Regions from separate parts of the Homo sapiens genome. Here region 2 is linked to region 1. A link is a loop called in an ENCODE intact Hi-C map of the cell type or tissue named here. Cell type or tissue: heart left ventricle. All regions are shown on one strand. Each heading gives the region's core, and the rest is flanking DNA. Links, peaks and the distances in the headings are about the cores only. Region 1 overlaps ZNF592 (zinc finger protein 592). Region 2 has its middle 8.4 kb from the start of SEC11A.

The links. Peaks named below come from ENCODE experiments on the same cell type or tissue, not always from the same donor. Only the 100,000 strongest peaks of a DNase experiment are listed, where the experiment ranks them.
Region 2: a loop joins it to region 1, with 2.5 times the contacts of the local background. A loop is called at or near these places in 5 of 110 quality-filtered maps.

What each region holds. Positions count from the first base shown.
Region 1 is chr15:84,781,887-84,787,255 of GRCh38, reverse strand. ZNF592 (zinc finger protein 592) reads right to left here. Exons shown (of 11, transcript NM_014630.3): 4 at 2,361-4,599. The coding sequence starts at 4,580. Among named protein-coding and RNA genes, the nearest start is that of ALPK3, 33 kb to the left of the region's middle. RefSeq lists enhancers at 3,581-4,168, 4,169-4,756. In heart left ventricle, for the core only: no CTCF peak of the experiment used is centred there; no DNase peak of the experiment used is centred there; H3K27ac peaks cover 1,538 bases.
Region 2 is chr15:84,721,880-84,727,248 of GRCh38, reverse strand. No RefSeq gene overlaps it. Among named protein-coding and RNA genes, the nearest start is that of SEC11A, 8.4 kb to the right of the region's middle. In heart left ventricle, for the core only: no CTCF peak of the experiment used is centred there; no DNase peak of the experiment used is centred there; H3K27ac peaks cover 1,176 bases.

The sequences.
Region 1 (5,369 bases), core at 72-5,071:
GGGCAGAATGACACAGAGAGGATGTAAGATGAGAAAGGTGCCATGCCAGCCTGGGATCCTACACCCAGACCTCTGCCTACTCAAATTTTAGAAGATGCACAAGGAGGCGGGTGTGATGGCTCATGCCTGTAATCCCAGCACTTTGGGAGGCCGAGGCAGGTGGATCACTTGAGGTCCGAAGTTCAAGACCGGCCTGGGCAAACATGGCAAAACTCCATCTCTACTAAAAATACAAAAATTAGCCAGGCATGGTGGCGCACACCTGTAGTCGCAGCTACTCAGGAAGCTGAGGCAGGAGAATCACTTGAACCCAGGAGGCAGAGGCTGCAGTGGGCCGAGATCGCACCACTGCACTCCATCCTGGGCAACAAAGCAAGACTCCGTCTCACAAAAAAAAAAAAAAAAAAAAAAAAAGATACGTAAGGACCAGTGTGAAAAAATCCCAGGCCCAGGCATCAGACCTCCACTGCCATGGGGCCTCCTCATGGCCCCTTGACTCAGATAAAGTAAACCTGGCCCAACTCAACCATGCTGGGGCAGCAAGAACACTGAAGCCCCAGGGGAAGAGACCCAGAGTGCCCACACCCCATCTGACGCATCAGAAGAAAAATGCAAACTGAAACAGAGCAGGAGGAGATGAGAGGCCACAGTGGGATCCTATAGCACCTTCTGGCCCCTTTGGGGGGCTGAGTCCTCTGCAGAAGCCCTACAGGCCCGCCAAACTCAACCTCTGACCTCTACCCTAATATTTCCAAGACCAGCCTCATGCATAACAATGTCCTCTTCTTCAAACCCACTCTGCACTCTCATATTCCTTTGCTCCCTATACTCAAAACACCCTTGCCCCTCCTACTCCTCCAAACTCATCCTTGCAAGCCCAACTTAAATTTCACCTCCACACAGCATCTTCCTTACGCATGGAGTCATCGTGAATTAGTCCCTCTGGGGCACTCTGCGCAACTAAGTTTATAACCTTGGTTTAGCCCCACTCTCAGTTGGCCATATACTGTAGCTGTTTGGGTGGTGACCACTGCCCTTGCTAGGCCACTGTAAGCTCCTGAAGGTTAGACTCCCTTCTGCCGGCATCCCCTGGTTGGCATAGACCCCCAGCCCATGCACAGTGGGCACTCAGGGAACACATGCAAAGCTCAACAGCTACCAACACATGCACAGAACCCTGGCTGAACTGAAGCAAAAAGAGCTGTTTTACTTTCCTCCCAGGCCTCTGTAGCACCAGCTTAGGGAAGCACCATGAGGGGTGGGTCTGGCTATGTCATGAAGAGAACCACCTTCTGGAGGCCTCTTTCTTCAGAGAAACCACTAACACATAACATAGACACAGAAGGTGCCAAAGGGTATTCTCAGCGCAGAAGGCTTTTTTTTTTTTTTTAAATGAATCTCATCAAGCATAACCAAGAATCAAAACAAGCAGACAAGCACAGTTGCTTTCCTGGAGTGGTGAGAACGCAGTTGAAAGAAGGAGGCTCCATAAACCTCTGCCACAGGCCCCACATGTCTGTCCACTCTCCTTCCTCCTATCCCAGCCCTGCCATTGGCCCTACTGCAGTTTCCACAAAAGGACTCTGCAAGAACAGCTGTGTCACTGCAGGGCAGAACAACAACTTATTAAAGACACAGTTCTTTGGCTGGGGACAGTGGCTCACGCCTGTAATCCCAGCACTCTGGGAGGCTGAGGTGGGCAGATCACTTGAAGCCAGGAGTTCAAGAACAGCCTGGGCAACATGGTGAAACCCTGTCTCTACTAAAAATACAAAAATTAGCTAGGCGTGGTGGCACATGCCTGGAGTCCTAGCTACTTGGGAGGCTGAGGCATAAGAATCACTTGAACCCCAGAGGCAGAGGTTGTAGTGAACTGAGATCCCACCAGTGCACTCCAGCCTGGGTGACAGAGTGAGACTCCGTCTCAAGAAAAAAAAAAAAAAGACAAAGTTCTTAGAACAGACTGAGGTGCAGGGGCAGTGACTCAGCTATCTCTGTCCCCAAGTTCCTTGGTCACATGCTAAGACTGTGCTGACACCTGCCAGAGACCAGAGGGAGATCATCCAGTAAAGACCTATCTCGGGCCTGACACTGGGCCTTGACAGACCCTTTGAGGGGAAGTTGAGTGGAACACGGGACACGTCCGTAAATACACTTGCTAAATTAGGGTCTCACCTCAGTATGGGCAGGACACCTTTTCCAACAAACACCAAACACTAAATATTCAGGCAGACATCCTCTTCTAAGACTCATAAGATTCCACCACTGCCCCCATATCAATGAGCTTTCCTCTCCATGCCCAGTCATGGAACCTGTGTGAGCCAGGGGCCCGATACCCGTAACAGTGAGGGTCTGCTTACCAGCCCCTCTGTCTCCTCTGTTGTCCTCTGGAAATGTGCAGCCAGGACCATGTAGTCCCGCATCTGCTTGTGACATTCAAGACACTTGATTGAGTACCGGATGAGCCTCACAGGGTCTGGGTAGAGTGGCAAGGCTGGAGGAGGGGGACTGGCACTGCCCGAAGTGAGGCCATGTTTGGGAGAGGATGAAGGGGCTGGGGCTGCTGGTGCCGTGGAGTTCACAGGGGCCGACACGAACATTTGGTCCGCAGAGATAGGCTTCACCAGCAGCTGGGAACACTGCATGACGAGCCCCTTGCTCTTGTGGTCACGGGCGTGCCGGAGCAGGCTGCACTTGTTGAAGAAGAGCAGCGTCTTGGAGCACAGTGTGCACAGTACCTCAATGTGGACGCTCCGCCGGCCATAGTGCTGGCTCAGGCTCTTCTCTAAGGCAAATGCGTCTCCACACTCCAGGCAGCAGTACCCACTGGCCGGCACGTGGATCCTGCTGTCCGCAGGCGGGCTGAGATTTGGCGCATAGAGGGGCACGGGGTTGGAGCTGTGAAGGACCTTGTTGAAGACCTCTACAATCAGTGGGGCAGCCTTTTTCACCTGGTGGACCAGGGGCACCGACATTTGTGTAAGCTGTGGCTGGCTCCGTCTTTGCACTGAAGACTTGGCTGTCACTGATGCAGCAACACTGTGGGGGACGAGGTTCAGGTTGGCCAAGTGCACGGCTTTGGGCAGGAGGTTGGCAGGGGCCAGGGTGGATGCCTGCAGTGCTGTGCTCTGTTGCTTCTTGCCTGTCTGTGAGCCTGGGGCAGCCCCCTTTGGGACCCGGGGCCCAGAACTGCAGCTGGGAGATGACGAGTCACTGGCCTTTGTCATGCTCTCGTCCCCTTTCCTGGCCCCCTGGGGGCTCCCTGAATTTGTGCCTGCCTCAGGAAAGTGCTCTTCCACAGGCACCTCATCCCCTGGCATCTCGCTGGGGGCCTCTGCAATGGCGCTCCCTAGAGGTGACCCAACAGGGGACTTACTTGGATCATCAGGATCTGGCAGGATCCTTGTGACAGTCCGTTTGATTTCCCCTGATGATGTCTTAATGGTTTTGATTCTCACTTTGGGAATTGCTGGTGGGGAGCTGGCAGCCACAGACGGTGAGCCTTTGCTGCTGCTGTCACTGCAGATGCTACGAGGGCTGTCCGATGGCTTGATACTTTTTCTAGTGGCCTCCAGAGGGCTCCGGGGACTCTTTGGTGACTTGGGCATTTTGGGGCTACCTTTAGAACTCTCTTTAGTGGGCCCTGAGAGATCCTTTGTGTGGCCAGGCTGATCCTCCTTAGTGACACTAGCCACTCTTTTGGCCTGCAAGGCCACCAAGGCTGCCACACAAGAGGACAGCTTGGAATGAGCTGGCTTTAGACGCTGCCTAGGGGGGACTGATGAGCAGGTACCAAGCTCCCGGGCAAGCCCCTTGGACTCTCCAATACTGTTGCTAGGATGGCTGTTGAACTCCAAAGCTTCCCCGAAGAATCGAGTGGCATCCGGATCCTTGTGAGGTTCCACTGTGTTCTGCCCACTTTGCTCGTGTTCCTGCTGGCTCCCCAAGGGCAGGGGTTCTGGCTTGGGTTCTTTCTTACAAAAATGATCAAACATATGCAGCTCTGGAACCGGAAACTTAGCCAGAGCCTCCAGGACTGGGCCTCCCACAGCCCCGCACCCAAGAGGGGGTGGGAAATAACTGTCAGAGTGTTTGGGCTTTATCCCAAATCCGTTATCTTTGATGGGATCCTCAGGTTCTGGGCTGGAGATTGGACTGAACTGGTTGAAGGTGGGTAATGGCTCTGACTTGGGAGGCTCCAGTTTGCCAGGGAAACTCCTGGCACTGTCTCCATTCATAAAAGTAGAATCAAATTTCCCACAGTTGTGGGGATCTGGAGGCAGATCTGAGCCCCGGAATCCATTGTGTAGGAGACTGGGAGTAATGTGGTCTTTCTCCGCTTCAAATGACTCCTGGCGGCTGGTGTTCTTGACAATGACACTCACGGCCGGCACATCGGGGGCTGATCCTGAGTGAGACAAGGACACACTTTCATCCATACATATGCCTGGAGGTTTGAGGGGACTCTCATTCTCCTCACTGGGTGTCTGGATGGCCTCCTTGGCATCAAGGCTGGTGGGGTCTGGGATGTCAAAGGCAGCCAGAAGGTCATCAAAATCTGGGGTTTTCATATCCCCCATGGCTGGATGCTGGCAAGGGCTGTAACAGAAACAGAAAACAGAATCAGTGACCACCAGGGTCCCACTGGACCATCTTCACTACACACCCATCAAACTAATGCACACACAGCCAGCACACCCATGCAGAACCCCACATACTATGACAGGAAGCCACACACCTCAGTTTTACCCCAACAGGTTTCTAAAATGCTGGAGAGGTGGGGGCAGAGATGGAAAGAGTAGTGAAATGTAGCAACAAGCCTGCCTGGATGATCTTAAACCTCAGTACCTGGAAATTGGTGGCTGGTTATTACAAAGCCACAGAGAGTATACTCCTACCATACTCCCTCAGCTTCTCAGGGAATATCATCCCTCCACGATCATGTGCACTAGCAAAAAGCCACTTAGCACTTCCAGCCTTTAGAAAACTACTGATTAATACATGAAACCTGGCTATAACTTCTGCTAATTTACTCTTAGTAATTACTCACTAACTTTATATAACTTTGGGGTTTCTTTCTGCATAAATTCAATCAAATCCAAAATGATTTGCTATTTGTGTTGTCTCATGAATAAACTCTAGAAAATTATATCATCCCTAGGTATTTTTTCTCTGTTCAGCAGACACACTTGATTCCTTTTCACCCTAAAACTGTTATCAGTTGGTGAATGCTCCTCCATTAAACCTGAGGAACAGGGTGACTTGCAAAGTACCAACAGTTATCAAATTGGCCAAGTGACAGTTTGGGGGAAGCCTAAATTCTATTTTGACTAATATACAAAGAATAGGATAATAATTCTATTTTAAAT
Region 2 (5,369 bases), core at 56-5,055, 60 kb after region 1:
CCTTCCTTCTTTTTTTCTTTGAAAACATGTTTAATTGGGTAAGCTGGATTTTGAAGGAAGTGAGGAAAATTCATATTCTGAGAGTCTCTAGTTTTAAATTTTAAGTGTTTCCAGTACAGCTCTCCATTGTTTGTTTTTAAGTGTTTTTGTTTGTTTGTTTGTTTTTTGTGACAGAGTTCTGCTCTGTCACCCAGGCTGGAGTGCAGTGGCACAGTCTCATCTCACTGCAACCTCTGCCTCCCAGGTTCAGGCAATTCTCCTGCCTCCGCCTCCTGAGTAGCTGGGATTACAGGTGCACGCCACCATGTCCGGCTAATTTTTGTATTTTGTAGAGACGGGGTTTCACCATGTTGGCCAGGCTGGTCTTGAGCTCCTGACCTCAGGTGATCCGCCTGCCTCAGCCTCCCAAAGTGCTGGGATTACAGGCATGAGCCACCATGCCTGGCCCTATTTTTACTTTTTTAAGATGGGGTCGGGCTCTGTCACCCAGGCCGGAGTGCAGTGGTGCAATCTTGGCTCACTGCAGCCTTGACCTCCTGGCTCAAGCGATCCTCCCACCTCAGCCTCCCAAATATCTGGGACTACATATGTGTGCCACCACACCCGGCTAATTTTTGTATTTTTTGTAGATACGGCATTTCACTATGTTGCCCAGGCTGGTTTCAAACTCTTGAGCTCAAGTGATCTGCCCATGTTGGCCTACCAAAGTGCTGGGATTCCAGGCGTGAGCCACCGTGCCCTGCTGTTTGTTTGTTTTTAAAAACTCAGGTGTGGCCGGGTGCTGGTGGCTCACGCCTGGAATCCCAGCACTTTGGGAGGCCGAGGTGGGCGGATCATGAGGTCAAGAGATGGAGACCATCCTGGCCAACACTGTGAAACCCCTTCTCTACTAAAGATACAAAAATTAGCTGGCCGTAGTGGCACACGCCTGTACTCCCAGCTACTTGGGAGGCTGAGGCAGGAGAATCGCTTGAACTCGGGAGGCAGAAGTTGCAGTGAGCTGAGATCGCACTACTGCACTCCAGCCTGGGCAATAGTGAGAGACTCCATCTCGATAAAACAAAACAAAACAAAACTAGGTGCACAGATTCTTTTGGGAAGATAAAAAGGCAGGAGAAGCCAGACGTGGTGGCTCATGCCTGTAATCCCAGCACTTTGGGATCACAAGTTCAAGAGATCGAGACCATCCTGGCCAACATGGTAAAACCTTGCCTCTACTAAAAATACAAAACTTAACTTGGTGTGCTGGCGCGCGCCTGTAGTCCCAGCTACTCGGGAGGCTGGGGCAGGAGAATTGCTTGAACTTGGGAGGCGGATGTTGCAGTGAGCCGAGATTACACCACAGCACTCCAGCCTGGGCCGCAGAGCGAGACTCCATCTCAAAAAAAAAGAAAAAACGCAGGAGAATGTGTTGCAGGTGCTGCTGATGAACACTCATTTCCTTTTATTCATTTGTTCATTTCTTTTCTCTCTCTTTTTATTTTTTATTTTTTGAGACAGGGTCTCACTCTGTTGCCCAGGCTTTAGTACACGTAGCTATTTTTTTTCTCATTTTTTGTAGAGATGGGCCTCCCTATGTTGTCCAGGCTGGTCTTGAACTCCTGGGCTCCAGCAATCCTCCTGCCTCAGCCTCCCAAAGTGCTGGGATTACAGGCATGAGCCATTACACCTGACCCATTTTTTCTCCTAGCAGCAGTTACTGGACATCAACTATGGGCCAGGGACTGCAACTTGGGATAGCTTTACAGACATGTTGCCTGGCTTGTGAAGCCTACAATTTACCAGAAGAGCCAGACAAGTAATGACAATAAAATGTGATAAGTGTTGTGATAGGGGAAGAATGAAGGGCTCAGTGGCTGCCTGGGAGAATAATTTAAGCCATTTTGGGAGATAAGAGAAGGCTTTGGTTGTTGGGGGTGGAGGGAATGATGTCTAAGATGGAACCTAAAGATTAAGTAAAGAATGGCTAAGCAAAGGGGAGAAATAAGGGCTAGAGAATGCCAGAAAGAGTGGCTTTAAGGAATGCCCAGAGCCTTTTGGGGAACTGAAAGAAGTTATGTGTGGTTAGGGCCTCCAGGGTGAGGGGTGAGGCTGGTATTGTGCATTATTCTCTGGGCAGCCTAGTTAACAGTGGGAGTTGGGAGGCAGGATGTTGACAAATCTGGACTAGGCAGGCCCAACACAGGAAGTACTCCACCCCAAAAATATTCGTTCACCAGTTCAGTTTGAGTTCACCAGTTATAGACCCAAATGTGTTAATGAGCTTTTCTTTAGGACAGCAAGAATCTCTGGTGAGGCACTGACACCTTATTTTAGATTCAGAAGATTGAACATGATAGAAGTTCCATGTAATAAGGGACATATAAAAATACTGGCCGGGCGCGGTGGCTTATACCTGTAATCCTAGCACTTTGGGAGGCCAAGACGGGTGGATCACGAGGTCAGGAGATCGAGACCATCCTGGCTAACACGGTGAAATCCTGTCTTTACTAAAAATACAAAAAATTAGCTGGCCTGGTGGCGGGTGCCTGTAGTCCCAGCTACTGGGAAGGCTGAGGCAGGAGAATGGCGTGAACCCGGGAGGTGGAGCTTGCAGTGAGCCGAGATGGCGCCACTGCACTCCAGCCTGGGCGACAGAGCGAGACTCCGTCTAAAAAAAAAATACGTATAGGCCGGGTGCGGTGGCTCATGCCTGTAATCCCAGCACTTTGGGAGGCCGAGGCAGGCAGATCACCTGAGGTCAGGAGTTCAAGACCAGCCTGGCCAACATGGTGAAACCCCGTCTTTACTAAAAATACAAAAATTAGCCAGGCATGGTGGCAGGTGCCTGTAATCCCAGCTACTCGGGAGGCTGAGGCAGGAGAATTGCTTAGAATCCAGGGGGAGGAGGTTGCAGTGAGCCGGGATCGAGCCACTGCACCCCAGCCTAAGTGACAGAGTGAGACTCTGTCTCAAAAAAAAAAAAAAAAAAAAGTACATATAAAATATAGGTATGGGGGCCAGGCGCGGTGCCTCACGCCTGTAATCCCAGCACCTTGGGAGGTCGAAGCGGGTGGATCACCTGAGGTCAGGAGTTTGAGACCAGCCTGGCCAACATGATGAAACCCCATCTCTACTAAAAATATAAAAAATTAGCCGGATGTGGTGGCTGGCGCCTGTAATCCCAGCTCAGGAGGCTGAGGCAGGAAAATCGCTTGAACCCGGGAGGCAGAGGTTGCAGCGAGCCAAGATCAAGTCACTGCACTCTAGCCTGGGCAACAAGAGTGAAAACTCCATCTCAAAAAAAAAAAAAAATAGATAGATAGAAAGATATGGCCGGGCACAATGGCTCACACTTATAATCCCAACACCTTGGGATGCTGAGGTGGGAGGATTGCTTGAACCCAGGAGCTCAAGATCAGTCTGGGCAACATAGCAAGAACCCATCTCTACAAAAAATAAAAACATTAACCAGGTGCCGTGGCACCTGCCTCTAGTGTCAGCTATTCAGGAGGCTGAGGTGAGAGGATTGCTTGAACCCAGGAGGTAGAGGCTGCAATGAGCTGTAATCACACCACTGCACTCCAGCCTGGGTGACAGAGGGAGACCCTGTCTCAAAAAAAAAAAGAAAAAAGAAAAAAAAGAAACAGGTGAGGAACTAATGAAAAGGCAATTAACTCTGACTTGGGGCGGTCTGGACAGGCTTCACGTAGGATATGACACCTAGACAGGGTCTGGAAGAGAAGCAGGAGTTTGTCAGCCCTCTAAGTGGGAGGACATTCTGATAATAACCATGATTTACTGATTTACTAAGTGTCAGGCACTGTTCTGGTGGTATATTGTTTTGTTTTGTTTCGTTTTTTTGAGATGGAGTCTCGCTCTGTTGCCCAGGCTGGAGTGCAATGGCACGATCTCGGCTTACTTCAACCTCTGCCTCCCAAGTTCAAATGACTTTCCTGCCTCAGCCTCCCAAGTAGCTGGGATTACAGGTGCATACCACCATGCCCGACTAATTTTTTTTTTTTTTGTATTTTTAGTAGAGACGAGGTTTCACCATATTGGCCAGGCTGGTCTTGAACTCCTGACCTTGTGATCTGCTCACCTCAGCCTCCCAAAGTGCTGGGATTACAGGTGTGAGCCACCACACCCGCTGTTTGGTTTGTTTTTAGAGAGACAGGGGTCTTGTTCTGTCACCCAGGCTGGAATGCAGTGGTTGGATCATAGCTCACTGTGGCTTTGCACTCCTGGGCTTAACTGATCCTCCTGCCAGGGCCTCTCAAAGTGCTGGGATTACAGGTGTAAGACACTGCACCTGGCTCTAGTGGGTTTTATTCATTAGCTCACTTAATCCTTTTTTTTTTTTTTTTTTTTGAGACAGGGTCTTGCTCTGTCTCCCAGGCTGGAGTGCAGTAGTGCAACCATGGCTCACTGTAGCCTCAACCTCCCGGGCTCAATGGATCTTCCCACCTCAGCTTCCTGAGTAGTTGGGACTTCAGGCATGTGCCAACATGCCTAACTAATTTTTGCGTTTTTTGTAGAGACAGGGTTTCACCATGTTGCCCAGGCTGGTCTCAAACTCCTGGCCTCAGCAATCCACCTACCTTGACCTCCCAAAGTGCTAGGATTGTAGGCATCAGCCACTGCACCCAGACTAGCTCACTTAATTCTAATAATAATAATTTAAAAAACCCTGGGTGCTAAAATATCTGTTTACAGATGAAGAAATGGAGGCATATAGAGGTAAAGTAACTCATCTAGAGTCACACAGTAAGGGTTAGAGCAGTTTGGCTCCAGAGATCACTTCTTTAATTCCTATGACATATGCTGGAGTATAGATGGTTGAGTATGTCTGGACTATAGGGTAACAAGTTGGCAAGGAACGTCAGATATCAAGTTGATGAAAGAGGCAGTAGCCTGCTGGGAGCAGTGGCTCACGCCTGTAATCCCCAGCACTCTGAGAGGCCAAGACAGGTGGATCACCTGAGGTCAGGGGTTTGAGACCAGCCTTACCAACATGGTGAAACCCTATCTCTACTAAAAATACAAAAATTAGCTAGGTATGGTGGTGCACATCTGTAATCCCAGCCACTCGGGAGGCTGAGGCACAAGAATCGCTTGAACCTGGGAGGGGGAGGTTGCAGTGAGCTGAGATCATGCCACTGCCCTCCAGCCTGGGTGACTAAAAGAAAAGGAGAGGAGGCAGTAGCCAAATCACACAGATTCAGCGTGAGTACCTTGAAGAGAGGCTCTTAGGAGACTTTAGGTAAATATTTTAAAGTACTTGAATGTATATATAAATGATTGCTAATGAATGTGATTGTATTCTGGATATCCATATCCAGATTTACACAAGCCACATTTCCAGTGGTGATTAACTGCCTCAACAGATT